Regions from separate parts of the Homo sapiens genome. Here region 1 is linked to region 2. Evidence: read pairs that join two places in POLR2A ChIA-PET (ENCODE). Cell type or tissue: Panc1. All regions are shown on one strand. Links, peaks and the distances in the headings refer to the core of each region. The heading gives the core; the rest is flanking DNA. Region 1 overlaps KCNMA1 (potassium calcium-activated channel subfamily M alpha 1). Region 2 overlaps KCNMA1 (potassium calcium-activated channel subfamily M alpha 1).

Evidence for each region. ChIA-PET counts read pairs that join two places held together with the same protein. Peaks named below come from ENCODE experiments on the same cell type or tissue, not always from the same donor. Only the 100,000 strongest peaks of a DNase experiment are listed, where the experiment ranks them.
Region 1: POLR2A ChIA-PET joins it to region 2 with 15 read pairs; 2 of 35 experiments call an interaction of 5 or more read pairs at or near these places.

Annotation. Positions count from the first base shown.
Region 1 is chr10:77,426,036-77,434,364 of GRCh38, forward strand. The region is part of intron 1 of KCNMA1 (potassium calcium-activated channel subfamily M alpha 1); the gene reads right to left. It also overlaps the pseudogene COX6CP15. Among named protein-coding and RNA genes, the nearest start is that of KCNMA1-AS3, 79 kb to the left of the region's middle. In Panc1, for the core only: CTCF peaks have their summits at 2,896, 3,102, 4,675 and 4,882; no DNase peak of the experiment used is centred there.
Region 2 is chr10:77,512,948-77,521,276 of GRCh38, forward strand. The region is part of intron 1 of KCNMA1 (potassium calcium-activated channel subfamily M alpha 1); the gene reads right to left. It overlaps LOC124902464 (a long non-coding RNA gene), which reads right to left. Exons shown (of 2, transcript XR_007062205.1): 2 at 4,050-8,329. Among named protein-coding and RNA genes, the nearest start is that of KCNMA1, 120 kb to the right of the region's middle. In Panc1, for the core only: no CTCF peak of the experiment used is centred there; a DNase peak (open chromatin) is centred at 1,014; H3K4me3 peaks cover 1,184 bases; H3K27ac peaks cover 4,334 bases.

The DNA of each region.
Region 1 (8,329 bases), core at 294-8,293, 87 kb before region 2:
GCCAGAATAATCGGGGCCTGGCTTGGACTCTCTTTAAATATTCATTCCTCATCTGTAAAATGAGCATATGAGTCCCACTTCACCAGACTGTAGGACATACGTGAAGGACTCTGCAGTGTCTGGAACATATTTATGGCCCCTGAAATAAACAGTTATTGATGACAGAGATGAAAAGAAGAAGATCCAATGGAGTAATCTTCAAGGCCTGCTTCAAGTCTTGCCTTGGTAAAGCTTTCTATTGGGCACTCATATAAAGCTTATATGACTTTTTTTTGTATATAACAGACATGTATATATGATGACTGTCTACTGGGTATGGTTCTGAGCACTCCCTAAATAGTAACTCATTGAATCCTCACAACAAGTTTATGTAGTATGTACTATTATTATGCCCATTTTACGGATGAGGAAAATAGGCATGAGGGGTTAGGTGAACGACTCGAGGTCACACAGTTATAAGAGGTTGAGCTGGGATATAAATCCAGACAGTCTGCGCTAGAGTTCGTGTTAGTTAAAGATGGATACAGTGTGCTGCTGTTATTATTCTTGTAGATGTTGACTATTATAGTCTCTTGTCTTGCGGAGCAGAGCTAGTCTCTCTCCCACTTTCTTGACAAATGGTAGGGGCCTCCCCTATAACATCTCTGAAGCCCCTGCAGCACTTCATAGAGCCAGTCAGAGTGAGTTTGCTGACCCACTTGCCAGGACTTGCTGTGCCCTCTGCCTTCTTCAAGGCATCCCCAGCAGAGCCTTAAAGGGCAAAGCCTGCACACCTCCCTCTGCAGCACTGCTGCATGCCCCACCTCCTTCCAGGGCCACGCTTTCCAACTTGTGACCTGGACCCAAAGTAAGAAATACATTTTACATCGTGACCCACACATACCTACTATACAAGTAATTGCAACACAGGATTCATGAAACAATACCTACACTATTACATGGAATGTACTTTGATATCCTGTATTTTTTAACATTGATTACAACTCACTAAATTGATTTCATAATCCACTTAGAAAATTCCTCTTAGGGGAGTTCAGCTCCAACATCTAGCACATGCAATTTCTGAGTGCAGTGCACAGCAATTCTTCCCAAAGGCAGCCCTTCCTGGTGCACATCAGCATCATGGTGCTGTCCCAGCCCAGATGGTCACTTATATATTCCCCAGAGCCCTGAGCCTGGCTGGAGCACCCAGGCAGTGGAAAGTCAATACAGGCTGGGAATCAAGGACCCATTCAAAACAATGCTCACAGCAGACACAGAGTGAAGAGGCTTGCTTTAGAGTATGATAGAACTGAGCTCAAATCTCACCTCTGCTAGTTACTAACTCAGATGTTATTGGACGGGTTCTTAACCTCTGTGAGCTTCAGTGCCCTCCCCTGGAAGGGGGCACTATCAATATGCACCACAGAGGGTGTTAGCTGAGATGTGGAGATGACTTGGCACAGCACCCAGATACAGATACTGAATCAGTGCCAGTCAGTGGTGGTGGGAGGTCTTTGCTAACACCTCACAAGGGCCTTCCCTCCCCTCTCTTTTTGTCTCTATATTTAGAGATTCTACAACCTTCAGAAGAAATAGCAGTACTTCCTAGCACATAGGTAACACTCAACAAATGTCTGAACCAATTAAGCAAGGGCCCAGGCTTTTGCCCAATAAGTCATCCAATCCTGAGCATCCATCCATTCATTTATTTATTTATTTATTTATTTATTTATTTATTTATTTATTTATTGAGATGGAGTCTCGCTCTGTCACCCAGGCTGGAGTGCAGTGGCATGATCTCGGCTCACTGCTGCAACCTCCACCTCCCACGTTCAAGCAATTCTCCTGCCTCAGCTTCCCGAGTAGCTGGGACTACAGGTGCATGCCACCACGCCTGGCTAATTTTTGTATTTTTAGTAGAGACAGGGTTTCACCATGTTGGCCAGGATGGTCTTGATCTCCTGACCTTGTAATCCACCTGCCTCGGCCTCCCAAAGTGCTGGGATTACAGGTGTGAGCCACCATGCCCAGCTCTAAGCATCCTTTTGAAGGAAGATGTGTTTTATAATCCCTTCTAAATTCAGTGGCCAATAAAGTCTGCTCCGTGAATTACACTCATTCAATCACAGCTGATATCTCTAGATCAAGGACAATGCCCCTCTCTACAGGTGGGAAGACAAAACCAGGAGGTCCCAATGTGGCTTCTCCAAGGTTCCCCCAAAGTTACTGTCAGTGCAGAGCTGGGGTGACAGAGCCCCTGCTCATCACTGCCTATGTTGCCTTCCAAGAGAGAAGCAAGTTGCTCAATAAATAGCTCATCACCCTAAAAATAACGAGGTCTCTGATGAGACTTAGTCTCTAATGAAACTAAGCACAGGACTGAGGGGGTGAAGAGCAAGCAGAAAATGGATTTCCACCATGGGCTAGACTGTTCACGTGGCCCAGTGGTGGAGAGAATCCTTAGGGAAAGCCTAACTCCGAAGCCCAGAGAAGGAAGGAAAACTAATAAGGAGTGTGTTTTGCAGGCTGATTTTTCTGAAGTTATCCATAGGAAAATTCATTTATGTGAGAGGCTAATTAGTCATGACAGTGCTTTGCTCCAGACATAATTGCATTGGTCCCATGCAGTCTCTGTGGGTCAGCCTGTAATGGAATTTCCATTACCTATTGTGTTTTGGTTACTGGAGAAAAATGTGTGATTGGGGAAGAAAGAGGGATGAAGAGAAAACATGAAAGGCTGGAATACCTTGAATATCCATAAAAACCATCTGTGATTTTAAAACTTCATAAAGATGATGGATCTCTAAGAGCCAGATAGTCTTCTTGGAATCTGAGCTCTGTCTGCGGGAACTGCTCCTGGCAGGCAGTGGGTTTTGAAATCCAAGTTTGTCAGACCACAGAGCAAAGCGAGCTGCCCCAGCTTGGCCACTAGGGGTGGAAACAAGACCCAGGAAAGGGAGACTAAATGTTCTTCTCAACTAGCCACCAGCTCTCAGGCTGCCAGGAATGCTGGGCTGTGGTAAATGAATATATAGATATATAGATATATGGGTCTGGTGCCAGAAATGTGCAGGTCTGCAGGGATGAGTATGAAAGGCCTCACCTCTCCTGCCTTCTAGAGAATAATATACAGTTCAAGAGCCAAAGATGCCTGAGGGTGAACTGGTATGCCAAGTTCGGAAGGGTCACCAAACCACCTAATCCCCCAAGTGTTAGAGCCAGGAACAGAAGGGGGTTTTAAGTTCAGGGTTTCTCAACCTCAGCACAATTGTCACTTTGGCTAGATGGATAAACTTTTTGTTGTGGGAGGCTGTCCTGTATATTGCAGGAGGTTTGGCAGCATCCCTGGCATCTATCCAGTAGCTATTCTCCTCCATTCCACCCCCATCCTTAATTGTGACAACTAAAATGTCTCCCAACATGGCCAAACGTCCCCTCGAGGGCAAAATCGCCACCATTTGAACATCGCTGGTCTACCCTTACAATTCCCAAAGTAGAATTCCAAGGAATATTAATTTCATAAGCTTCTCCCCAACACAAGTATTCTATGGTCAACTAAGTTTGAGAATCACTGCATATTGTACCCTCTTTTGGAAATTCCCCATAGTAGTCTATTAAAGGCCCTAAAAAGTTCTGCAATAAGAAGAACACTATTTAATTGTTTTGTTTGACCTAACATCTTGCAAGCTTTCTCAAACAAAACCCCTTTATTCCTATATTTGCATCTTTCAGAGTTCCTGTTCCAAAGAATATTGTGATTTATATATATGTTAATATGTATCTATCATATATGTATATATATGATATATCAGGCAACCCAACCTTTCCATTGAACAAGAGGAACTGAAGCAATAAGCAAGTCAGGGTTCAAAATCCTACTAAGAGATGAGTGTCAGAGCCATGCATAGAAGCTGAAGTCCTGATTCCCAGTCTACCTCCTTCTCTTACACAAATGATTTAGATTAATCCTCAAGAAGATACAAGATACAAGAAACCATCCTCTCACAGCCATGTCACAATTTGGTTTGTGAAAGGAAAGTAAAATCTTGGGACCCTCAACTCACTATGCCAAAAGAAAGAGTGAACTTTGTCATGCAAAAGCTGCTTTCTCTTTGTTCCTAAACAGATTGCTGCAAGAGAGAAGGTCACCTATCTCCCCAGGTAGCCTCTCTCACCCTGACAATGTATCTTCACAGGTAAGGGACAAAGACAAGACTAGAAATCATCCCTCTGCCCACCTCAAGACAAATGCAGATCTGACTTCTTCTTCCTCTACTCTATGTTTACTTTATCTTATGTAAAATACAAGATTTACTGAGCAGGAGCCGAATGCACTATTGAGTGTCCCTCTTTTTGCTCCTTCCCACTCTCCTGCCTTTAAATACTGAAGTTCTCAAAACCCTCTTTGGAAAAAGCACAGGCCACAGAGTCTACTGTAGCCTTTATCTCTTTTTCCTGGGCTCATCCTCAACCTTGGCAAAATGAACCTCTAAATTGATTGAGAACTCTTTCAGACATGTTTTGGTTTATAGGCTCCACCACCACCATCCAGAATACTCACCTAGGAACAACGCCTAGTGAAACATCAGCATTTCTGTTCCCCAGGAGAACAGACAAAGCAGGCACTTTTTGCAGACATAGTTGAGAAGGACCTCACAGTGGTCATAACAAGGGAGGGTGCAAGGAGGCGCCATCCACTTACATCATGTCCATGCACCTGCTAATCTACTATAAGTACAACTCCCATGAGAATCACTAAAGCTGATTCGTCTTTGTATCAATGCAATACATCTTTGTATTGTGGCGAGCACAGAGTGGGCCTCCATTAAGTTAGGTGGAAGGAATAAACTGTTAGGCAACACATGCTAAGGACTTGTCCATCAACATGCCTTGATTATAATTCACAGATCGTCACCAACACAATAAAGCCTCCCCAATCCTCTCTGTCCTCTTCATGATTTTCTTGGGAAATATTCTACCCTGGCCTCTCCAGGCTGCAGGGAACTACTCCTTTTAGGATGGCAGCTCCCCGCTTCCCTGACACATCTACTGTCATCTCTTCACTTGCGCCAGTTCAGAAAGATAAAAGATCAATTTCCAGCTCAGATCAGCCAGCCCAATGTCCCTCCTGAAGACAGTACATCAAGGGACCAGTTTCCTATCATTCTAGGTAGAAAACATGCAGTGACTGGTCATTCAGTCTCTTGATGGTCTCTCTTGCCAAAAGCAGGCACTGGAGAGGCCATAGATTGGCTCCCATTCTCAGATTGCAAACAATAGAACTAATATTGACAGAGAAACTGGATGGTATGACATTCTACAATTTTGCATGGGGATTGAAATGTAATCATACCTTGAGGCCTCTGGTATTCCAGGAATCCTCTTTCAGCCCTGGGAACAGAACAGTGTCCTAGGGATTTCTCTAATCCTTTTATGACATTCTAAGCAGAGTGTATGGATGCAGGAACAGCCAAGAGTCTCAGCCAGAGGGCAGACCTGGGGCCCCCTCTTGGTTTACCTTGGCTCCAGCCAGTCCAAAGAATACACAGGCAGCTTGCAGACCACTGAGTTGAGACTAAGGGCTCAGCCCTAGGGCAGCTGCAACACAAATGCAGCAGCAACTGCTAGATATTTGCAGCATGCCCCTGAAGTCTGGTCTGTTGTAAAAAAAAAAAAAAAAAAAAAAAAAAAAAAAAAAGGCCGGGAGCGGTGGCTCACGCCTGTAATCCCAAAACTTTGGGAAGCCGATGCGGATGGATCACGAGGTTAGGAGATTGAGACTATCCTGGCCAACATGGTGAAACCCCATCTCTAAAATATAAAAAATTAGCCGGGTGTGGTGGTGCACACCTGTAGTCCCAGCTACTCGGGAGGTTGAGGCACGGGAATCACTTGGACCCGGGAGGCAGAGGTTGCAGTGAGCCAAGATCGTGCCACTGCACTCCAGCCTGGCGACAGAGCAAGACTCTATCTCTGAAAAAAAAAAAGGCTCACAGCAAAGGGTGTGGAGGTTGGGATGCTCAGCTTCGGGGCAGGAGAAGCATACAGCAAGCCTCTCACACCTGCAGGACTCCAGGCTCCCAGAGCCACAGCTGCACTCTACCTCTCTCCTTTCCTTTCCCCTTCTGAGCACCTTCGGGTTACTGGGATAAAGTAGTGCTTAATGAGAGGCCAAAGGGACTTTGCCTCCTTGAGGCTTTTTGATTGCTTTGCACAAAACTCATAGAATCACCTTATGTTCCTTCACTTAATCAGTCACTTATGAGCACTATTCTAGGCACTGCGTGAGGCTGGGAAGGCCCTGCTCACCTGTTACTCTTACTCTGTTATGCTCTTCGTAAAATCCATCAAAAACAAGCAGTCATCCTGCTTCTCTTATTTCCCCATTTCACAACTGTGGAACCCAAGTACAGCCATCCAGTGTCAGACTCATGAACTTCAGAAGCAGAAGCCTGAAGATGAGCTTTGGAGTCACTGTCACAGCAACAAGCCAACTGGCATGCAGAAATGAAGAGACTCACTCAAATGAGGGACCTAAATCCCTTCTATGGTCAATGAGAAACAGAGGCCCATGAAAGGGAAAGGCCAGATACACCCTCACACAAGGAAGTGGTGGCAGAGCCAGGCCCAGACAGCAGAGATCTCAAAGGTCCCCATTTTCAATGTTGTGTTTCTTCCATACTGTCATTTCAAAAGAGCCATTTAAGGCTGGGACACTCTGGTCCCACTCAAAAAAAACAACAACAAATCATTAAACTTTCAACTTTTAAAAAACTACCAAACAGGTTGCAAAACACTTTCTTATCCTACACCTGGGCGAGAGAGACTTACAGAGGGGGAAGGGGCAGGGAGGGAAGAAGGAGAGGGTCATGAATGGTGAGGGGGAAGGGACTGAGTGAGGGTGGAAGTGTTCATGATTGGGATGGAGTAGAGATTAGGGAGCCTTGAACCTCCCTGAAGGTGAGAAAAGATCACGGATATCTGTTCATGAATTTAAAAAGACTCCGCAACTTCATATTCAGAGAGGAGCAGGACTCAGGAATCAGGCAATGGTCATGAGGTAAGTTTCAATTTTTCAAAACAAAGGTGATTTCATTTTTAAAAATTTGTTGTTTATTTGTCAAGAGAAACTATTTATTTTTATTTTTATTTTGAGACAGAGTCTCACTCTGTTACCCAGGCTGGAGTGCAATGCTATGATCTCCGCTCACTGCAACATCCACCTCCCGGGTTCAAGCAATTCTCACGCCTCAGCCTCCCGAGTAGCTGGGACTACAGGTGCACACCACCACATCTGGCTAATTTTTGTATTTTTAGTAGAGACAGGGTTTCACCATGTTGGTCAGGCTGGTCTTGAACTTCTGGCCTCAAGTGATCTGCCCACCTTGGCCTCCCAAAATTCTGGGATTACAGGCATGAGCCACTGTGCCCAGCCTTAAGAAAAACTATTTCTTAAGCCACATATTCATGTTTTATAGTTCAAGAACACAGGTCAGTGACAAATCTCTAGGTAATTCTTCCCAAAGGAATACTTTATATTCCAAAATCACTTTGCACTCTGAAAGATACCTCATCTCCTCAAAATCTTTCATAGAATCATAATTTCTGTAGAATCCGTGTATGCCTTCTTTTTTAGTTCAGCCACAGCAAAGTTACAGAGGGTTGCAACCCCCAGGGAAATAACAAATGCGCCAACAATATGAAATCACAGATGCTCAGCCAGAAGGCCATGTATCTGAGGTTTTGTCAAAGCACCGGAAGCCACAGTAGTTATTATGCTCAAAAGGTATGTCAGCCTCAACACCAGCATCCTTCCTGGCTGATCGATTTCATTTTTTGACAGATGAGTTTGACACCGCCAATCAGTGGCACCAAGGGACTGTATCATAATATCCTAATGGTCCCGAGGCTGATTCCCACGCCACAAGGGTAACTGCAATTCCATCAAGCCACAGCCAAATACAGAATGCCTCCCATTTAGGAAGCTCAGTTAAACTTTTTATGTCACCAACACGCCCCAACCTCAGAGTTGTCCCTTCCTCACTCAACACACGGGACATTTATCTTCAACGTCACCACCTAGCTTCAAGCTTCCTTCGGCTTCCCCAACCACAGTCCCCACTAACTACAAGCTCAGGCCAGCGCTACAGCCTGCTGACCACTGGCAAGGGGCCTTGGCACATCTAGACATCTGCAGCCAGGCCTGCCTCTCACCTTCTAGGCTATTTTCTCTGTAGAAGAACAAACTGCTTGAAAATCAGACTGCACCAGAACAGGCATTCTTCCTGCTGCTGTGGAAGTGTGTCTCGTTCCTGTGGAAAGGAGGTATCTTGTTCTGGACAGTGTG
Region 2 (8,329 bases), core at 207-8,206:
TACTCCCTGGCCTTACTGTTACAAGAGTGAACTTCACCAGTGTTAACCAGATCACACGCGTGGCTGCCTAAATTCCTCCAATATGTCACCTAATACTGAGAAGGAAATCCAAGCTCCTCACCATGGCCAACAAAGCCCTGAAAAACGGCCCCTGCCAGCCTCCCCCTACCCAGCATTTCCCCCACCCCCACCATCACCACCTCATGCCCTAAACTCCACTCAGAGTGGCGTTTTTGCTGTTTCAGAAACAAGCAAGCTAATCCTTGCCACCAGGCCTTTGCACTAGCTGGTGCTACTACGTGGAACGCTCTTCCCCCAAATTTCCTCCTGGCTGGCTTCCTCTGAGTTCAAATGTCTTCTCCTCGGAGAGGCTTTTCCCATCCATCACAAAGAAACCCTCAGCATCATCTCACGCTATTGTCTTCCTACAAGTTAGCAGTAGCTTATCACTGTCTCCCTGAGAGCAGCCACCGTAGCTATCGAATGCACTGCTGCCTCCCGGGAGCCTAGCACTTATTCCAAGGCCTTGGAGCTTAGTAAATATGTGTTGCCTGGATAATGTATGTGAAAGAGCTTTGCAAACTGTAAAGTGCTGCATAAATGTAAGATAATGTCACAAATATCAAAAAGAGCCAGCCAAATAATTCAAAGAAAATAGGAAACAAGGGGAGAAGAGGGATGAGGAATTCAGAATGAAGCTGAGAGATTTCAAGTGATGATTCAAGAAATAAACCAAGCAACCAATTTTGTTAAATATGTGAGGCCACAGGGCGAGGGAAGCACAAACCACTCCAATGATCCATTCAGGCCATGTCTGCTCCACTCAGCCATAGAAACTGCATAAATTACAGGCAGCAGCAGTTTTCCTGGAGCCAGGCAGTAGAACACTCTCCTTGGTGCCGGCCTGGGAGGAGGATCCTGGCCTGGCAAGCAGGGCTGACTCAAGCTCATTGCATTAGCCCTCCCCTCCTGCATCTGGGCCCCTCTCACCGCAGTGCTGCCTGCCCAGGACCTGCACTCCTCCAGCGGGCGGGACTGTGACTCACAGATGGCCTGTCACTCCCAGTGCCAGCACAGAGCACCACCCGTGCCTATCTTTAGAAGTTTCGCAGGCTGAAAAATCAATTTGCCCGCCTGGCACCTGGGTCTGGGGCCTCCCCGCTAACATCAGTGGCAGGCGAAATGTGGCCTCCCCTCTGCCTGCCCTGATGCGTCAGACCTTACTCAGGGTCCCGAGGGCCTGGCAGTGCCGCCCAACAGACTCCTGTGAGCTGCTGCACCCACAGGTGTGCTGGTCTGCCCCTCAGAGATAGCCAGGCCTCACCAGAAGATGCGGGCAAACACCACGCCCTAGAAAATACTGGCAAGGGGGAAGCGAATCACTTTGCATCCTGGCTGCCTGACTGGCACATTCCCCAGGTGGTCATCTGGCACCTAATCCATGTGTGGTCACAGCAAACTGGCTTGCCCAGGTGGTACAAGTTCAGCCTCTTCCTCCAAGCAGGGACCAGAGGTAAGAGAACAGCACACAACTCCACGCCTTAATAAAAAGGCCCAGGAGGCAGATTCCCAACGCAGTGACAACTCCCAGCTGGCCCCCAGGCTTCCCAACTACTGAAAATGGCCACATGTGACTCCCACAAGCCAAAGGGACCCTGTATTACTGGGTATGCGGAGAGAGAACCATCTCAGACATTTCACCATATTAATAATCTCTCTTTCAATAAAGACTCGCTGAGCACCTGGCAGTGGCAGGGTGGGTGGAATAGGGTAAGAATAAGCTGAGGAACAAGAGAAAGGAAATCTCTGGCCCTGGCCCTGTACTTTCTCCTTGCACCTGTGGGCGCTCTGTGCTCAGCCTTTGAGATTTCCAAATCCCCTCTGACCTTCTGCCTCTTCACTCACGTCTAGACACCATTTTTACAGAAACCAGGAGCTACTGCCTGTTTTGTTTTTTTTTGTTTTTTTTCCAGTAATACAGCCTAGGGCCCTGCCCACCCCACCTCCTTTTCTTTATGAGATACAGTGAAGTCCAGCTGTCCTGCAGCAGATGAAAACAGAGAGAGGGCTCTCACCCGCTAGCTCTAGTTGAGAAATGAGAATGCCCCAGAAGAGCTTAAGGGCTCAAAAGCCATCTCTGAGAATTTGCAGAAGCACAATCCTACATGTTTGCTTCCTTAATCCAAAAAAGGATCCAAGGTCATGTGTCTACAGGAGCCAGCCTGTTACGGTGAGTGAGGGGTGCTGCATTCAGCACCGGGGGATGGGGGGGAAAGGAGAGCGTGCAATGGCTCTGCCCAAACCAATCATCACCATGAGGGGACACAGGCACACAAAGGTACATTTTCAATCTTTTATTTTTTCAAAAACAGCTAGCAATCCAGATTTTTATCCAAAATCTCCTTTGTAAATATAGGCAATTGATGAAAAAAAAAATTAAAAAACAATGAAGCCACATGGGCTAAACCAAACACACCTGTAGACTGCCAGTTTGTCCCCTCTCATAGGTAGGATGGGGTGACTGAATTCTGGGGAGCACGTTCAGAGGTCGCTATCTTTCTCTGCTTCTCCCCAGAGAGGTCTTCCTAGGCTGCCTCTCAGACACACAGCACCAGCCAGAGGGCAAGGACCAACTGATAAGCCAGGAAGTGTGGCTCCCATCACTTTGAGGAGGGAATCAGGAACTCTTTGGAAACCCCTGCTGTACACCTTGCTGGTGCCATTTCCCAAATATTTGTGGTTCACCCCTCGGCTTTCAGTGTCTCTTTCCTTCTCTGCCTCCCCACCCAGGGCTAACTCCTCTCCTTCCTGAAGACTCTGTTCAAGCATCAGCTCCTCCAAAGAGCTGCCCACTAAGCAGTGCCCCTCCCTCCAGCCCCTGGGCTGGGAGGCTTCCCGGCACCTGGCATATCATGCACTCTGCATGCCCACACACAACTTCCAGGCACTTGATTGACCCTCACTAGCAGGGAGCTCCTCAAGAGAAGGGCTGGTTCTCTTCCATCCCTGTTATCCCTGCAGCCAGCGCAGATCTTGGAACACAGAGCAGCTCCACACAGAACTGAACCAGCAACTTCTCCAGGAGCAAATGTTTTCTGAGCACTGGCCTATACCAGGTGCATGCGAAGGGTGCATAAGGCCACTGAGATGAATTTGACATATCCAGGGGCTTCAGAGGATCACAGTCTCTTGGGTCTGACAGATGTTTAAGAAATCCCCATCATGTAGAGTACCCACAGCCCACCCCCCTACTCCGCCCCGCCACAGCCACCCTCCTCCCATCCTTCCTGGGTCTTGGCCACACTTGCTCTTCCTTCTGCCTGCAACATGGCCCTTTCCTGAAATCTGCTCCAAACTCCCCTTAACAAAGAGCTTTCTCTCCATGCACCCTCCATAGCACTATTTTTTCCCATTCCCTGTTTCATTTGTGCTTGTGCACTTATGGCCACCTGGCTTCTCCTGTTTCCCTATTTGTCCTGTCTGTGGTCTGTCTCCACTACTAGACCTAACCCAATGAGGGCAGGGCCTGCATCTGCTTCGTTTTCTGCAGTATGCCCGGTGCAGAGGACAGCGCCTGACCCATGGTAGGTGCACAGTAAACAGTGGTTACCCGAATGAATTTAAGAATGAGAAAGTAAGATACGTTCCAAAAGCTCTGCATGCTGCAAAGGCCTCTGAGCCTCTATATGCTGAGAGGCAGCTGGACCTCTGCCTCCTCCTTTGCACGGTGGGCAGAGCACCTGCAGAACTTTCCACTTCTCATGCCTCATCATGTGTCTGGGCTCCGGCTCCGGTGCTGCAAAGCAGGTGAAGGGCCCCCTGTGCAAGTGTAAGAGGCTAAAACGGGGGTGCCTGTGTGAGCGGCTGGTGTGGGGTGGGCACCTGCCGGTGTACGGGAGACTGAAGGGTGGAGAGGGCCTCTCATGCAGGCATGTGTGAGCAGCTGCAGGTGTGTGAGCAAATGTGCATCACTGGGGAACAGGTGTCTGTGGATGAGGGAGGAAGTGAGGGTGAGGGTGTTTGTGGACATAGGGATGTGTGTTTTTTACAAAAAAAAAAAAAACAAAAGGTGAGGGGAAGCCGGCCTGCATACATGTGCATGCATGTGAACATGCGTGTGTGAATGTGGGGAAGGGCGCATTGGTGAAAAAGGTGCTGGTGCTTTTTCTCCCTGATGCAAACTCAGGCTGGAGAGACTGGGACTAGGCAGACCCTACCCTTGGCACTCCAGGAAGAGTTCCTCCCTCTATGAAGAGCTGCCTGACCTCATTCAAGGTGTACAGAAAGAAAGCAGTGTCACCGGAACCCAGGCCTCCACCATAAATGGGCCAGAGGCAATTCCACAGCAGTAACCGGGCAGGCAAAACCACCCCTGGAAAACACAAGCTGACACGAAGGATGAGCCTCTCAGGCCCCCTGGGCGTGGGGTCCCTGGAATCCCTCTGTCCCTGGCTCCTAGTGATTTTACACCAAGGCTGAACACATAGATTTGAGGCACCAGTGCAGTGCAGGACATGGGCGTGTTATTACCAGCTCCATGGTTAATGAGCATTGCATCCACTGGGAGCAGCCAGGCTGGGGATGCTAAGACCTGCTGGGTGGTTCTGCTGAGTTGGGGCTCATGGGGCAAGAAGGCCAGTTTCTGCCAGCCCCTCCCAGCAGCAGTGAGACAAGGACACAGACACTGAAGGGCCCGTGTTCTCAGCCTCTCCCCCTCCGACTCCTGCCCATCTTCCTGGTCACATCTCCTCCCACCGTCTGCCTTGCTTGCTGAGTCCATGCATTTGTTCATTTCCCCATTCAACAAGGAGGTATCAAGCACCACTATTTCCCAGGCACATTCCTAGGGTGTAGAACTGAAAAACACAGGTAAAGTACTGCCTCCATGCAACAGACATTGTAGTTGAGGAAACAGGCGATAAGCCAAACTGATAAGAGAAATATAAGGTGTGTTAAGACAAATATAAGATGGTGACAAATGCCCCAGAGAAAATAATAAAATAGGGAAGGGAGGCAGGAAGAGGGGCCGTTAATCAGGGTAGCCAAGGAAACTCTCCAGCAGCCAGCCTCGTTCCCTCCCCAGAGGCTTCACAGCTGCTGTTCCACACACCTGAAGTACTGTTCCCTCAAAGATCCCCCATAGTTTCCTTTTCCAGGCAAGTTGATCTTGTTCCACTCATTGGCCACTTCCTTAGAAAGACCCTCCCTGGCCAACTACATAAAACAGGTTCCCCATTGCACTCACATCACTATCCCCTTAGCCTGTTTCATATTCTAAAACCAGTTCTCATTATCTGAAGTTAGTTTATTATTTATTTACTATGTTTCTGCCTCCCCCAGTGAAATATGAGGTCTCAAAGGAGAGAGGATGTGTGTCTTGCTGACCACTATATCTTCAGCACCCAGAACAGGCCAACACATGGCAGGCCCTGGGACTGAAATTTCATAGTCCACTTCTTGTTCCTTTGGGTTAAGCAATGCCCTCCCCCAGCATCCATTTAAAAATACTCTCAGGCAAGTGATACATGAAGTCATGAACACTCTAGTATGAATCCGTCACTTCTCTCTAGGGGCTGCTCAGAAATCTAGGAGCACGTGTTAGTACTGAGGGAAGGGGACAGGGCCGAAGGAAGAAGCCCACAGGCTGCCTGCCCAAGCACAGGACTGGAAGGGAGGAGGCCTGGGTGTGGTGCCAGCTCTGTCCCCAGCTTCTGGGTAACCTCTCTAAGCATCCGTTTCTTCATGACTTAGAGCTGAGAGGGAGCTCTTGGTCACCTATGCTTTGGGGACTCCAGCGGGGAGGAAATGAGTCAATTAGGAGGACATGAAGTTGGCTGCCTCCTCACTTTGCCATCAAAGACAATAGGTCTATGTTCTGATCCCTGCCTCAGACAAAATGGAGAAAACCCAAAGATAGTGGGAAGCCGCCTGCACTGTATGAATGCACGCTTGGAGAAGACTGTCTCCCTGCTGCCCAGCACCCACTGTCCACGCATGGTTACTATTAGAAAGTTAATCATGGAAAATGCTGAGGTCTCTTTCCCCAGCCCTGCACCTCTCAGCTCCACACTACAATTTCATCTTCCATATAGTGTTACCAGACAGTGCCATTGGCTCCGTCCACTCACTTGTCCCAGGCCTTTATGACCTTTCCATTCAAGCCACACACCACGTCTGCTCCACAGAGCTGTAAGACACACTGGCTTCAGCCCGCCTGGCCTGGGCCAGCACGCTGACATTTTCCATGAGTCCACATCAGCCAGTGAAATGCTCAGAGGGGATTAAGGCAACCTTCTCCATCACCCCCGAGTTGCTTTAGGAAAGAGAATAACAGCACTGACCCCTCCATTGGCAGCTGGTGATATCCACACACCATCTCTATCCAGAGATGAAAGGCTCCTTCTCCATCCTTGACTTGCAAAACAGGGATTATTTCCCACCTCACGCTTTCTGAAATATCACCAAAGATGCAGCTGTGTTTGAAGGCCAGCCTCATAAAAGGCGTAGGACCCACGTGTCAGTCAACACTCCACTGAGAAGATAATTGATTTTTTTTTTGTTTTATGATTATTTGCGGGCACTGGTTCTCTTTCCATTAGCCTGGATAATCGAGGGAAGACTGTAAAGAGTATTAATATCACGGCCAAGGTCACTCAGCTGGCTCCTGCTGCCATTCCAACCCAAAGGCTGAATTACTATGGCTTTTACTAATAATAACAAGAACAATAAATAACATGAGTGATTATAAAGCCAGGGAACTCTGCAATTACCTCAACAATTAACACATCCCTTCGTGAAACACAGAACAGAAAAAATTTTCAAAGGTTCAAGTTAGAAAACTTCTGCATTCTGTTTGGTGCAAGTGACAGTCAGAAAAGGGCCTTGTTTGAGGGTATGCAGTGTGAGAGTATGCAGTGTGAGGGTATACATGAGGTCTGCAGTATGCAGTGCAGTGTGAGGGTATGCAGTGTGAGGTGTGCAGTATGCAGCGTGAGGGTATGCAGTGTGAGGTCTGGGGTATGCAGTGTGAGGGTGTGCAGTGTGAGGTCTGGCATATGCAGTGTGAGGGCTGGGGTATGCAGTGTGAGGGTGTGCAGTGTGAGGGTGTGCAGTGTGAGGGTGTGCAGTGTGAGGTCTGGAGTATGCAGTGTGAGGGTGTGCAGTGTGAGGTCCGGGGTATGCAGTGTGAGGGTGTGCAGTGTGAGGTCTGGCATATGCAGTGTGAGGGCTGGGGTATGCAGTGTGAGGGTGTGCAGTGTGAGGTCTGGGGTATGCAGTGTGAGGGTATGCAGTGTGAGGTCTGGGGTGTGCAGTGTGAGGTCTGGGATATGTGGTGTGAGGGTATGCAGTGTGAGGGTGTGCAGTGTGAGGGTATCCAGTGTGAGGTCTGGGGTATGCAATGTGAGGTCTGGGGCTGGCTCCAGTTGGTTTCCAACTTTACCAGGTGTGTGGCCCGGGCAAGTCACTTCATCTCAGCAGGTTCCTGCACATAGGGGCTGGTGAGGACTCAAGGATAAGGCACACTAAAGGGCTTGGCACAGTGACCAGCAGGTAGCAGCACTCTCTAAGTATTAGCTGCCATTGTTGTCTTTATCATTAATGTAACTACATCTTAATTAGGAATGATGGGATCTCATTTGGCCCCCACACCAATCCAGGAATTGAGATGAGAATAGTGTTTCCTCTACCATCCATCAGCCAATATCCAGCAGCCACCCCAGGGGAGGCCACTGGTCATCCCACGCCATATAAAGTTCACTGCCCCTGGATGGTAGGCTCACCCCAAGCCTGCTCCCTCATCCTCATTCCCATCCTCAACAGAGAGGAAAGTCCACCACTGTCTCCATTTTAAAGAGGCAGCCTGTGACATCCAAGAGACCTTCCAGCCTCAGGGAAAGGCGTGAACAAGAGCTCCAGCTGGGTCTTTACAGATGAAGCCCCACTTTGGTACCTCTTCTCCTAACAACCCCAGCTTTTGGAAGACATCAAAATTCCAAAGGCTCAGCTGCAGAAAGATCTTCCAAATTTCTCATTATAGTTATTCCCTGAAAGGCCAAGAGCTTTATTCTTCATCCATTTACTCAACACTTTCATGGAGCAACTGCTACGACGTGTCAGCCTCTGCAGGAGGCAGCTTTAAACTAAGTGTGACAGATGAGAAAGAACCATAACACACAAAGCAGGGAGAACAGTGATTCCAGCCAAAGAAAACAGCATGTGCAAAGGCCCTGAGGTGCATAAAATTTGGCATGTTCTCTGTGGATAGGGTTCTAAATCATGTCCAGGACAGGGGGACACCTTTGTGTCACCCTCATCTGAAAGCAACCTT